Regions from separate parts of the Homo sapiens genome. Here region 1 is linked to region 2. A link is a contact called in ENCODE Hi-C or POLR2A ChIA-PET data. All regions are on one chromosome and are shown on one strand. Each heading gives the region's core, a stretch centred on a gene start or an enhancer-like site at or near the end of the contact. The rest is flanking DNA. Distances are from core to core; before and after follow the strand shown. Region 1 has its middle 20 kb from the start of MACF1. Region 2 holds the start of NDUFS5 (NADH:ubiquinone oxidoreductase subunit S5).

Region 1 (5,445 bases), core at 1,906-4,405, 160 kb before region 2:
TAGAATATCAACAGATAATGTTCAAAACCAAAAAAAAAAAAAAATCAAGAATCACTAGTAAAAGAGAAAGAAATATATTCTGGCTGTTTGTGTGTGCAGAAAAAAAAGAAACAGAAATGTGGCCCAGGTGTGGGGGCCCACACCTGCAATCCCAGCACTCTGGGAGGCCAAGGTAGGAGCATCATTTGAGGCCAGGAGTTTGAGACTAGCCTGGAGAACAAAACAAGACCCCCAACTCTACAAAAAGAAAAAAAAATTAGCCAGGCGCAGTGGTACACACCTATAGTCTAAGCTACTCAGGAAGCTGAGGTGGGAAGATCCCTTGAGCCCAGGAGTTCAAGGGTGCAGTGAGCCATGATCACACCACTGCACTCCAGCCTGGGTGGAAGAGTGAGACCCTGTCTCTTAAAAAAAAATAGTGGAAAATACAGATTATTTTTGTCATATGCCTTATAGTAATATTTTAACCTTTTAAAGTAAGAACATGTATAATTTTGATTTAATGTTATAGAAAGTTGGACTGGATTATGAAAGATCTTAAATGACAAGATGAGTTTGGATTTTATCCTATAGGTGAGCCCCTAAAAAAGTCATTTCTAGGCCGGGCGTGGTGGCGCGTGCCTGTAATCCCAGCTACTCGGGAGGCTGAGGCAGGAGAATCATTTGAACCAGGGAGTTGGTGGTTGCAGTGAGCCGAGCATGCCACGGCACTCCAGCCTGGTGACAGAGTGAGACTCTGTCTCAAATTAAAAAAAAAAAAAAGTCATTTCACCCCCCACCAAAACACACACACACACACACACACACACACACACAGAGAGAGAGAGAGAGAGAGAGAGAGAGAGAGAGAGAGAGAGAGATGTTCAGAATCCCAGCCCCCACATGGATTCCCTTAACATTCTGGAATCTGGTTAATTGGGTTTCAGATATTTCTCCCTTATCCACTCCTCTACCTCATGATTAAAGGCCTTTAGCTCATAACCAAAGGGAGAGAGGACCTGTATATATTATGTGGCAGGTACGAGTCTTGGGCTCAGACTCATCTGACAACGAGTCAGGTGGTGACTTCTGAAACAGCATCACCACAGATTACCCTCAGGGGGCTCCCAAATCAAATACACCCTAGGGAACTTTCTTCCCTGGGTCCTTCAGCACTTCAGGTTAAAAATCTCTTCTAATGATTTGTTATTTCATGAAGAGATACAGGGAGATGGCTGCTAGCAGGGAGGAGGAATATTGCTAACTAAGCCCCCGGAAAGTCCAGCACCCTTCTCTAAGAAGTAAGTTATCTGACTCATTTCCTTCTTATCCTACTCCAAAGATCTGTTTACATCCTACAGTGTACCTAGTAATATTGTCTAAAAACAAAACTCATGATCAGCCAGAAGAACGTAACAATTAAAGACTGTGTCAAGAAATAAATAAAGCTTTCCTTCCTCCCTTTCAAATTATAGTTGTTGTTTTTTAACTTTTCCTTCTTGCTTCTGATATATCTTGGGTTTATTTAAAAAAAAAATTTTTTTTTTTAAAGAAACTGGGCCTCTATGCTGTCCAGGCTGGAGTACAGTGACTACACAGGCACAATCATGGCACTATTCTATAGCCTTGAACTCCTGGGCTCAAGCAATCCTCCTGCCTTAGCCTCCCGAGTAGCTAGAACTACAGGTGTGAGCTACCATGCCCAGCTCTTCTGATATATCTTTTTCTTTTCTTTTTCCTTTTTTGTTTTTTTTTTTTTTGAGACGGAGTCTCGCTCTGTCGCCCAGGCTGGAGTGCAGTGGTGCCATGTCGGCTCACTGCAAGCTCCACCTCCCAGGTACATGCCATTCTCCTGCCTCAGCCTCCCGTGTAGCTGGGACTACAGGCACCCGCCACCACGCCCAGCTAATTTTTTTGTATTTTTAGTAGAGATGGGGTTTCACCGTGTTAGCCAGGATGGTCTCGATCTCCTGACCTCGTGATCCACCTGCCTCGGCCTCCCAAAGTGCTGGGATTACAGGCGTGTGCCACCACGCCCAGCACCAGCCCTGATACATCTTAAAGAGAGGTAGTATCTTCTACTTTTTTGGTGGTGTCCTATGCAGCCTAAAAGTCCCTTTTTCCAGGCCATCTTCAGATGAACGAGTTATAAGCACAAAGGCAGCAATTGATATTGCTAAGCCATCTCTCCTAAGACCTTCCTTGAGAGGCCTGAAACCTGAGGCAGAATATTATCAATGCTAGCCTCTCTTTTATCTTTGTGTAAATGGCTAATTTAGCCTCCAACCTCATAATCACACAGACTCTGGTAGGTGCATGATGATGACCAGGAGCACTCTTTCACAATCTTAATATAAATAACAGCCTGAATAACCTAACCAACTTTACTGCTTTGCGATATGAAAAGATACTAAGACTTATCCTGACTGAAACTCTCCATCCCGCCACCACACTCCGCCTCACCTTATCAGCTTCAACCATACAACACCATTGGAGGGCCCTCTACTCAAAGAAGAAAAACACCACCACCACAAGACTTAACTGGGCTTTGAGCAAAGATCTAGCTCTTGCCAAAATACTAGATGGAACTAGGGTACTTTTGGCAATAAGGTAAAAAATTCTGAGATCTGACCTTCTGATGTCAAGGCAAGTTCCCCTCTCTAAATATGTCAGAGGAAATGTCATGCCTTCAAACCAGCCAGTATGACCATGTGAGGCTCATTTCCAAGACACAGACCCTGCTAGCTATAGAACTGAGGCACACAGTGCAGGAACCCACACACGCCGCCCTGCATGAAAAAGAAGTCCATGACTAGCACAGGATGTTGTGAGCCATCTCACCCAGATACAAACACAGTATACCCAAGACATGCATAGACTCAACCATATGCTCTGAGGGCACATGAACAGCACTGCCCACACCAGGGCTCATGAAATAGGAACTAAAAAACAGGTGATGTTTCCTGTGATTTATGCTGGTCAATCATTCTGACTGCCCAGGCAGCCACACCATTTAATATCTTCCAGCAGCTCAATCAAGGTTCCTGTCTCCACCTGCTCCTGTGACATCATCCTGTCATTATATGTTCTTTGAAATTCCTTTGATGAAAAATGAGTCACTTCTTCCTGCCAACACAGGCCTGAGCCTCTTCCACACATGTCATTCTTTGGTAATCCTGTGGGGGCAGGGTGCCACCCAGAGGTTTCTGCAGCTACTCTCGCTATACCTCCCAAGAAAGAAGGCCTCAGAGCAAGATCAAACATAGCCTGGGGAAAAATGGGCAAATGATGAAAGAAGTGAGGATCTTGGTGGAGCTGGGTATGGGGCTGGGAAACTGCCTACTCCAGTGTGACACACAGTTTAAAGGATGAAGTAAGAACTAAGGTAGGGCACAGTCCCACTTAAAACTTGGAAATGCTTCAACTTCAGAGTGCTCACCTTAAAAGTTCGCTTCCTGATATAAAGTGCCATCATGTATTCTCCTGCAAAAAAATGATTGCAAACCTGTTTCTCACCTTGAAGATTTGGGGCAACAGTAACTTGCCTGCTCAAGACAGTGACAGTTCTGAAGCAAAATATTCAAGACAACTTCAAGATTCTCAGTGGCAGCAATAAGGGGCCCAATACAAACAGACAAATACTATTCATACCTACAAATCAGCCTAATATTTTTATAACAGCTTCACTGAGATTTGGTTAACATAAATTCACCCTTTTTAGGTAAACAATTCAATGGATATTTAAGTATCAGTATGTTCACAGAGTTGTTCAACCATCACCATTATCTAACTTTAGAACATTCCATCACCCCCTGAAGAAACCCTATATCAATTAGCAGTCACTTCCCATTCGCCCCTCCTCAACCCCTAGCAACCACTAATCTACTTATGGTCTCTATGGATTTGCCTATTATGTATAAATGGTATAAATGGAATCATACAAGCCTTTTGTGTCTGGCTTCTTTCACTTAGTCTAATGTTCTCAAGGTTGATCCATGTTAGCATCAATCAGTACTTCATTCCTTTTCACTGACAAATAATATTCTGTTGTATGGATATGCCACAGTGTGTTTATCCATTCATCAGTTGATAGATGTTTCAGCTGTTTCTGCTTTGGGGCTACTATGAATAATGCTGCTATGAACATTTATGTACGAGTTTTCTATGAATATATGTTTTCTATATTCTATGAATATAATATTTCTTTTGGATATATACTTTGGAATTGCTGGGTCATGTGGCAACTCTACTTTTTGAAGAACCACCAAACTGTTTTCTAAAGCAGGTGCACCATTTTATATTCCCACCAGCAATGTTGGGGGTGTTCCAATTTCTCCACATCCTCACTCTCTTTTTTATTAAAGCCATTCTAGTGGGTATGAAGTGGTATCTCATTGTGATCTTGATTAGCATTTCCATAATAACTAATGATGTTAAGCATCTAAGCATCTTTTCATGTGCTTATTAGCCATTTGTATATCTTCTTTGAAGAAATGGCTATATAAATCCTTTGCCCATTTTTTTATTGGGTTTTCTTTTTACTGTTGAGTTCAAAGAATTCTTTATATATTTTGGATATAAGTCCCTTATTAGATATATGATTTGCAAATATTTTCTCCCATTCTGTGAGGTGTCTTCATTTTCTAGGTAGTGTCCTTTGAAGCACAAAGGTTTTACATTTTGATCAAGTATAATTTCTCTATTTTTTTCTTTTTTGTGTATACTTTCAGTGTTAGCTACAAGAAACCACTACCTAATCCAAGGTCACAAAGATTTACCCCTAAGTTTTCTTCTAATAGTTTTGTAATTTTAGCTCTTATATGTAGGTCTATGTTCCACTTTGAGTTAAGTTTTATATGTTGTGTGAGGTCAGGGTTTAAATTCTTTTTTTTTTTTTTTTTAAGGTGGAGTCTTGCTCTGTTGCCCAGGCTGGAGTGCAATGGCGTCATCTCAGCTCACTGCAACCTCTGCCTCCCGGGTTCAAGCGATTCTCCTGCCTCAGCCTCCCGAGTAGCTGGGATTACAGGTGCCCGCCACCACATCCAGCTAATTTTTGTATTTTTAGTAGAAATGGGGTTTCACAATGTTGGCCAGGCTGGTCTCGAACTCCTGATCTCGTGATCCACCTACCTCTGCCTGCTAAAGTGCTGGGATTATGGGCGTGAGCCACAACGCCTGGCCAATTTCATTCTTTTGTATATGGATATCCAGTTGTCCCAGTATAATTTGTTGAAAAGACAATTCTTTCTACATTGAATTGTCTTGGCACCTTTATCACAAATCAATTTACCATAAATGTAAGGGTTTATTTTTAGACTCTCAATTCTATTCCATTGATCTATATGTCTATCCCTATGCCAGTACCATCCTGTCTTAATTACTGTAGCTTTGTAGTAAGTTTTCAAATCTGGAAGTGTGAGTCCTCCAATTTTGTTCTTTTTCAAGATTGTTTTGACTATTCTGGGT
Region 2 (5,755 bases), core at 2,197-4,696:
TGAGGAGGTGAACACTAAGCTGTTAACATCCCTTTTCCACTGCATCGTTGTTCACGCTCATGTACAGCAATCTCATTAACACCTCCATCTTCTTCAGAGTGGAATGAATCCAAAGATGTTGAATGTAATGGATTTGCAAGGTTAAACCTCTTTTCCAATGAGGATTCAATGGATTTGAACATATTTTCACCCAAAGATTTTCAAGGGTCAACATCCAAAACTAGTTGATATTCTCTGCTTCACAGCCAACTGAAAAAATGGGTATACACACACATGCAATTTCTAACCTGGTGGCTAAAGCAGGGTAAAATACTAAGGAAAATTTGGGAGAAGAGAAAGAATGCTGAGGAACAATGGACCATCCTCATATCTGAAGGCATTTAATTTCCTCATCATGGTACCAAAGTAGGAAAGGTATTTCACCAGAAAAGCTTTGCCAATTCACATTTGGCAAGCCACTGCTCAATGACCCACTAAAAACACTTAAGAGTAATCCCAGAGGAGGCCAGGCACGGTGGCTCATGCCTGTGATCCCACTACTTTGGGAGGCTGAGGGGGGCGGATCACCTGAGGTCTGGAGTTCAAGACCAGCCTGGCCAGCATGGTGAAATCCCGTTTCTACTAAAAATACAAAAATTAGCCAGGCGTGGTGGCAGGTGCCTATAATCCCAGCTACTCGGGAGGCTGAGGTACGCGAATCGCCTGAACCTGGGAGGCAGAGGCTACAGTGAGACGAGGTGGCGCCATCACACACCAGCCTAGGGGACAAGAGTGAGACTTCGTCTCAAAAAAAAAAAAAAAGAGTCCCAAAGGAACAAGAAAGTAATTCAGCTTCCACCTCCATCATTTCCTTACCGTTTTCTGCCGAAGCAAACACTCTACGAAATCATCATATTCTATCTTGCACTCTTTCTCTGCCCGAGTATAACCGATTCCATGTGCACATTCTATCCATTCTTTTTCAAAAGCATGGCATCGACCAGCCATCTTGTAGGGCTGTTCACCACTCTGGATTGTCAACCATCGATCTATGTTAAGGCCGAACCTTTTCTGGATGTCCAAGAAAGGCATGGCTGTAATGGAAGATTTAAAAAAATAAGTAAATAAAATACCACAAGAGGGCAATCAACTGAGAAATTTCTAAGAAAAAATTAGATAATCATGCTAAGTAGCCCTCTAGAACACTGTTTGATATTATTCTCCTGATTTCTTCTCACCAAACTTTTTCATTAAATAGGTTCTTCCAGTTTATGGCAGATAAGCAGTTTTTGCGCTTTTTCAAAACTCAAGGAAAAGAGAACTATAACTAAAGAACAATGCATAGAAATCCTTTCTCGGTCAGGAGCGGTGGCTCACCTACCACGTGAGATGGAGTCTCCGTCTGTTACCCAGGCTGCAGCGCATGGTGCAATCTTGGCTCACTGCAACCTCCTCCTCCAGGGTTCAAGCGATTCTCCTGCCTCAGCCTCCCAAGTAGCTGGGACTACAGGTGCGCACCACCACGCCCAGCTAATTTTTGTATTTTTAGTAGAGATGGGGTTTCAGCATGTTGGCGAGGCTGGTCTTGAACTCCTGACCTCAGGTGATCCGCCCGCCTTGGCCTCCCAAAGTGCTGGGATTACAGGTGTGAGCCACTGCACCTGGCCTAAATTTTTTTTTTAAATCAGCCACTTGTGGGCCAGGCGCGGTGGCTCATGCCTGTAATCCCAGAACTTTGGGAGGCCAAGGCGGGTGGATTACCTGAGGTCAGGAGTTCAAGACCAGCCTGGCCAATATGGTGAAATCCCGTCTCTACTAAAAATACAAAAAAATTAGCTGGGCGTGTTGGCACATGCCTGTAATCCCAACTATTCGGGAGGCTGAGACAGGAGAACTGCTTGAACTGGGGAGACAGAGGTTGCAATAAGCCAAGATCCGCCATTGTACTCCAGCCTGGGCGACAGAGCGAGACTCTGTCTCAAAAAAAAAAAAAAAAAAAAAAGAAGAAGAAGAAAAAAAGAATTTGGATCCTTTGGTCAGGTTCTCTGTCTCAAAAAAAAAAAAAAAAAAAAAAAAAGGCACTTGTGGTGGTATGTGCGCCTGTAGTCCCAGCTACTCCTAAGGCTGAGGCAGGAGACTGAGGCCAGGAGTTCAAGGCTTCAGTGAGCTATGACCTGGCCACTGCACTCCATCCTGGGCAACAAAGCGAGATCCTGTCTCAAAAAAAAAAAAAAACCAGAGCGAAAGAAATGGGTTAAGACTTACTTTGTAGACTATTACAGACAGTAGGGAAAAAAATTTACATGCAAATACATAATAATGTTAAATGTAAAAACACACACACAAAAACAAACCCTGACTGCCTAAAATGACTGAAAGGAAGCGCGCGCACACCCACAAATATCAATATAAATGTGTACTCATGGTAGATTTAAAGGTGAATTTAGTTGGGCGCAGTGGCTCACGCCTGTAATTCCAGCACCTTGGGAGGCCGAGGCGGGCGGATCACCTGAGGCCGCGAGTTCAAGACCAGCCTGACCAACATGGCGAAACCCTCTCTCTACTAAAAAAATACAAAATTAGCCGGGCGTGGGGGCGCATGCCTGTAATCCCAGCTACTCGGGAGTCTCAGGGAGGAGAATCGCTTGAATCCGGGAGGCAGAGGCTGCAGTGAGCCGAGATCGCGCCACTCTGCACTCCAGCCTGGGCAACAAGAGCGAAACTCCATCTCAACAAAAAGGTGAATTTAACTTCTTAAGTTCCTTCCCATCCCTCAGTCATCATTTACTGAGTAGTTACGTTCCAGGCACTCAGATGCGGGGGAAAGCAGCTCCAACGTAAGCACCAGAGACACACACTCGGAATTGCGAATACACTGCAAGGAACACGAGTGGGTAAGAGCTCGAAGGAGGAAGCACGAACTCTGCCCGGAGACTTGAAAATGCCTTTAACATGGCTTGCGAGTTCGCCAAGTGAAGATCAGTGGGCAGAGTGTTCCAGTTGGGCAACAGCCCGGAGTTACAGCCGGAAGTGCTGGCTATGTTTGGGGGACAATGGAGCGCAGCGTGCATGACGGTGAAAAGAATGAAATGAGCTCAGGAGGCCGGCGGGGCCGAAATCACGCAGAGCCTGGAAAGCTGGGATAAGGATCGTAGACTTTAGGTTAAGAAACAGAAAGCCAAAACATTAGTCCGGCAAAAACCTAAACAAATGTGGAAAGTGGAGAGAGCGGCAATCTCCAGGCTTCGGTGCCATTAGCTGTGGAGGTGAAGCGGCCTGGGAGGGCAGGGAACACGCCCTGAGTTCAGGTCTGGGAGAAGGGGACACACAGCAAGCCAAGAGGAAATCTGTTAAAGAGACCTCGGAAGGAAGGTCCTTAAGCTAAGCTGCCGCGCGGACATAAGCAGCCCCTACCTACCCGATGCTCGTGCCCTTGACTCTTCTCTGGCCGCCGCTTCAGAACGACTAGCTAGCGACGCGGACGCCTGCCGTAAAGGATGACCTCAGCGAGACGTTTGCAGCGCGACGCCGGAAGCCGACCTTCCCTCAGCCGTCTCCCCACAAAACCATAGAAACCGAGCCCGTTGGCCTGGTACGGTGGCTGACGTCTGCAATCCCAGCACCTTGGAAGGCTGAGGGAGGAAGATCACTTCAGCCCAGGAGTTCGAAAACAGCCTGGGCAACATGGCGAAACTCCCCTCTCTACAAAAAATAAAAAATTAGCCGGGCGAGGTGGTGCATGCCTGTGGTTCCAGCTACTCAGGAGGTTGAGGTGGGAGGATCCCTTGAGCCCAGGAGATTGAGGCTGTAGTGAGCCATGATCACACCATTCCATTGCATTCCAGCCCTGGCAACAGAGCAAGACCTTATCTCAGGGGGAGAGTGAGAGAGAGAGGATGAAGAAGAGAGAGAGGAGGTAGAGAGAGAGAAAGGAAAAAAAACCCAAACCCATCAATTACAGAGACACAGGGAAGGCCTAGCCATTAGTGAGTTCTTGCTCCTTTCTTGCACTCTGCCTAGCATGCTCACGACAACACTGAGTGGTGAGAGACTTCACCAAAGTCACAGGAGAGAAAGAACACTGGCTCCCTGCCTACCCACTAGTGGTTAAGCACATGGACTATGAGCCCAAACCACCACGTGGGGTCAAATGTAGGCCCCCAGCCGGGCGCAGTGGCTCAGGCCTGTAATCCCAGCACTATGGGAGGCCGAGGTGGGCGGATCACAAGCTCAGGAGATCGAGACCATCCTGGCCAATATGGTGAAACCCTGTCTCTACTAAAAATACAAAAATTAGCTGGGTGTGGCAGCGAGTGCCTGTAATCCCAGCTAGTGGGGGGAGGCCGAGGCAGGAGAATCGCTTGAATCCGGGAGGCGGAGGTTGCAGTGAGGTGAGATCGCGCCACTGGACTCCAGCCTGGCGACAGAGCTAGATTCAGTCTCAAAAAAAAAAAAAAAAAAAAAAAAAAAAAAAAAAAAAAGTAGGCCCCCACCAATTTCGTGTGACTCTAGGAAAGTTTCTTAACTTCATTGTGCCTCAGTCTCCTCGTCTGTTAAGATAATTATGGTATTCACAATGGAGGCTTGCTATAGGGATTAACTGATTTATGTATAAAGCACTGAGGCGGTGGCTAGCACATGGGAAACATTCCAAGGCAGTCGCAGTTCTTTGATGTCTCAGCTTTCAGTTTGTGAATCAACTGCTACCATGCCTGTCATCTGTTCCAGAACCTCCAATGACTCCCTTTGACTACATCAGAGACTCTAAAGTGTTGTGTGTATGTCTTTGGGGGGTGGACCACAGGGTGCATGAGATATTATACATTGGAGGTATGGGAGGAAAATACTAGAACATATATATATATATATATATATATATATATATATATATATATATAAATATATATATATATAATTATTACTTTTGAGACAGATTCTCACTCCCATTGCCCCGCTGGAGTGCAGTGGTGCAATCACAGTTCACTGCAGCCTCAACCTCCCTGGGCTCTGGTGATCCTCCCACCTCAGCCTCCCAAATAGCTGGGACCACATGTGCATGCCACCATGTGCCTGGCAGTCTTTATTATAATTATTATTTTATTTGAGATAGGGTCTCACTCCATCACCCAGGCTGGAGTGCAGTAGTGCTATCATAGATCACTGCAGCCTCAAACTCCAGGGCTCAAGCAATCCTCCTGCTTAGCCTCCCAAGTAGCTGGGACTACAGACATGCCACTGTGCCCAGCTAATTCTTTTTTTTTTTTTTTTTTTGAGACAGAGCTTCACTCTGTCACCAGGCTGAAATGCAGTGGTGCAATCTTGGCTCACTGCAACCTCCACCTCCCAGGTTCAAGCGATTCTCCTGCCTCAGCCTCCTGAATAGCTGGGACTACAGGTGTGCGCCACCACTCCCAGCTGATTTTTGTATTTTTTTTTAGTAGAGACGAGGTTTCACCATATTGGCTAGGATGGTCTAGATCTGTTGACTTCGTGATCTGCCCGCCTCAGCCTCCCAAAGTGCTGGGATTACAGGCGTGAACCACTGCGCCCGGCCAAGCTAATTCTTTAAAAAAATTTTTTGTGGAGATCAGTATCTCTTTATGTTTCCCAGGCTGGTCTCCAGCTCCTGGGCTCAAGTGATCCTCCTGCCTGGGCCTCCCAATGTGCTGAGATTACAGGCATGAGCCACCATGCCTGGCCCTTTTATACATTTTTTTTTAACACTCTGAGAGAGAGTTGAGGGCAGGCTGCTTGTAAGGATAAGGCAGCCTCTTTT

The links. A loop is a pair of places that touch in the nucleus more often than their neighbours do. ChIA-PET counts read pairs that join two places held with the same protein, here RNA polymerase II (POLR2A). Pooled maps may share reads with other maps.
Region 1: a pooled map shows a loop between it and region 2 (4-fold over the local background). The contact joins the enhancer-like site here to the promoter of NDUFS5 in region 2. A Hi-C loop is called at or near these places in 10 of 50 pooled maps. POLR2A ChIA-PET finds 5 or more read pairs at or near these places in 11 of 52 experiments (A673, CD4-positive, alpha-beta memory T cell, GM10248 and 7 more).

What each region holds. Positions count from the first base shown.
Region 1 is chr1:39,181,586-39,187,030 of GRCh38, reverse strand. It overlaps a transcript of MACF1 not described here. Among named protein-coding and RNA genes, the nearest start is that of MACF1, 20 kb to the left of the region's middle. RefSeq lists enhancers at 2,422-2,935, 2,912-3,181, 2,936-3,450, 2,691-3,890. Within about 2 kb of position 3,155, at least 27 of the 41 ENCODE cell types and tissues checked have a DNase peak (open chromatin) inside an H3K27ac peak, as active enhancers do; they include A673 and Panc1, where a contact is called at or near this core.
Region 2 is chr1:39,024,041-39,029,795 of GRCh38, reverse strand. It overlaps NDUFS5 (NADH:ubiquinone oxidoreductase subunit S5), which reads right to left and starts at 3,446. Exons shown (of 3, transcript NM_004552.3): 1 at 3,394-3,446; 2 at 856-1,073. The coding sequence starts at 1,071. RefSeq lists a silencer at 1,397-1,562 and enhancers at 2,333-2,918, 2,919-3,505, 3,365-3,614.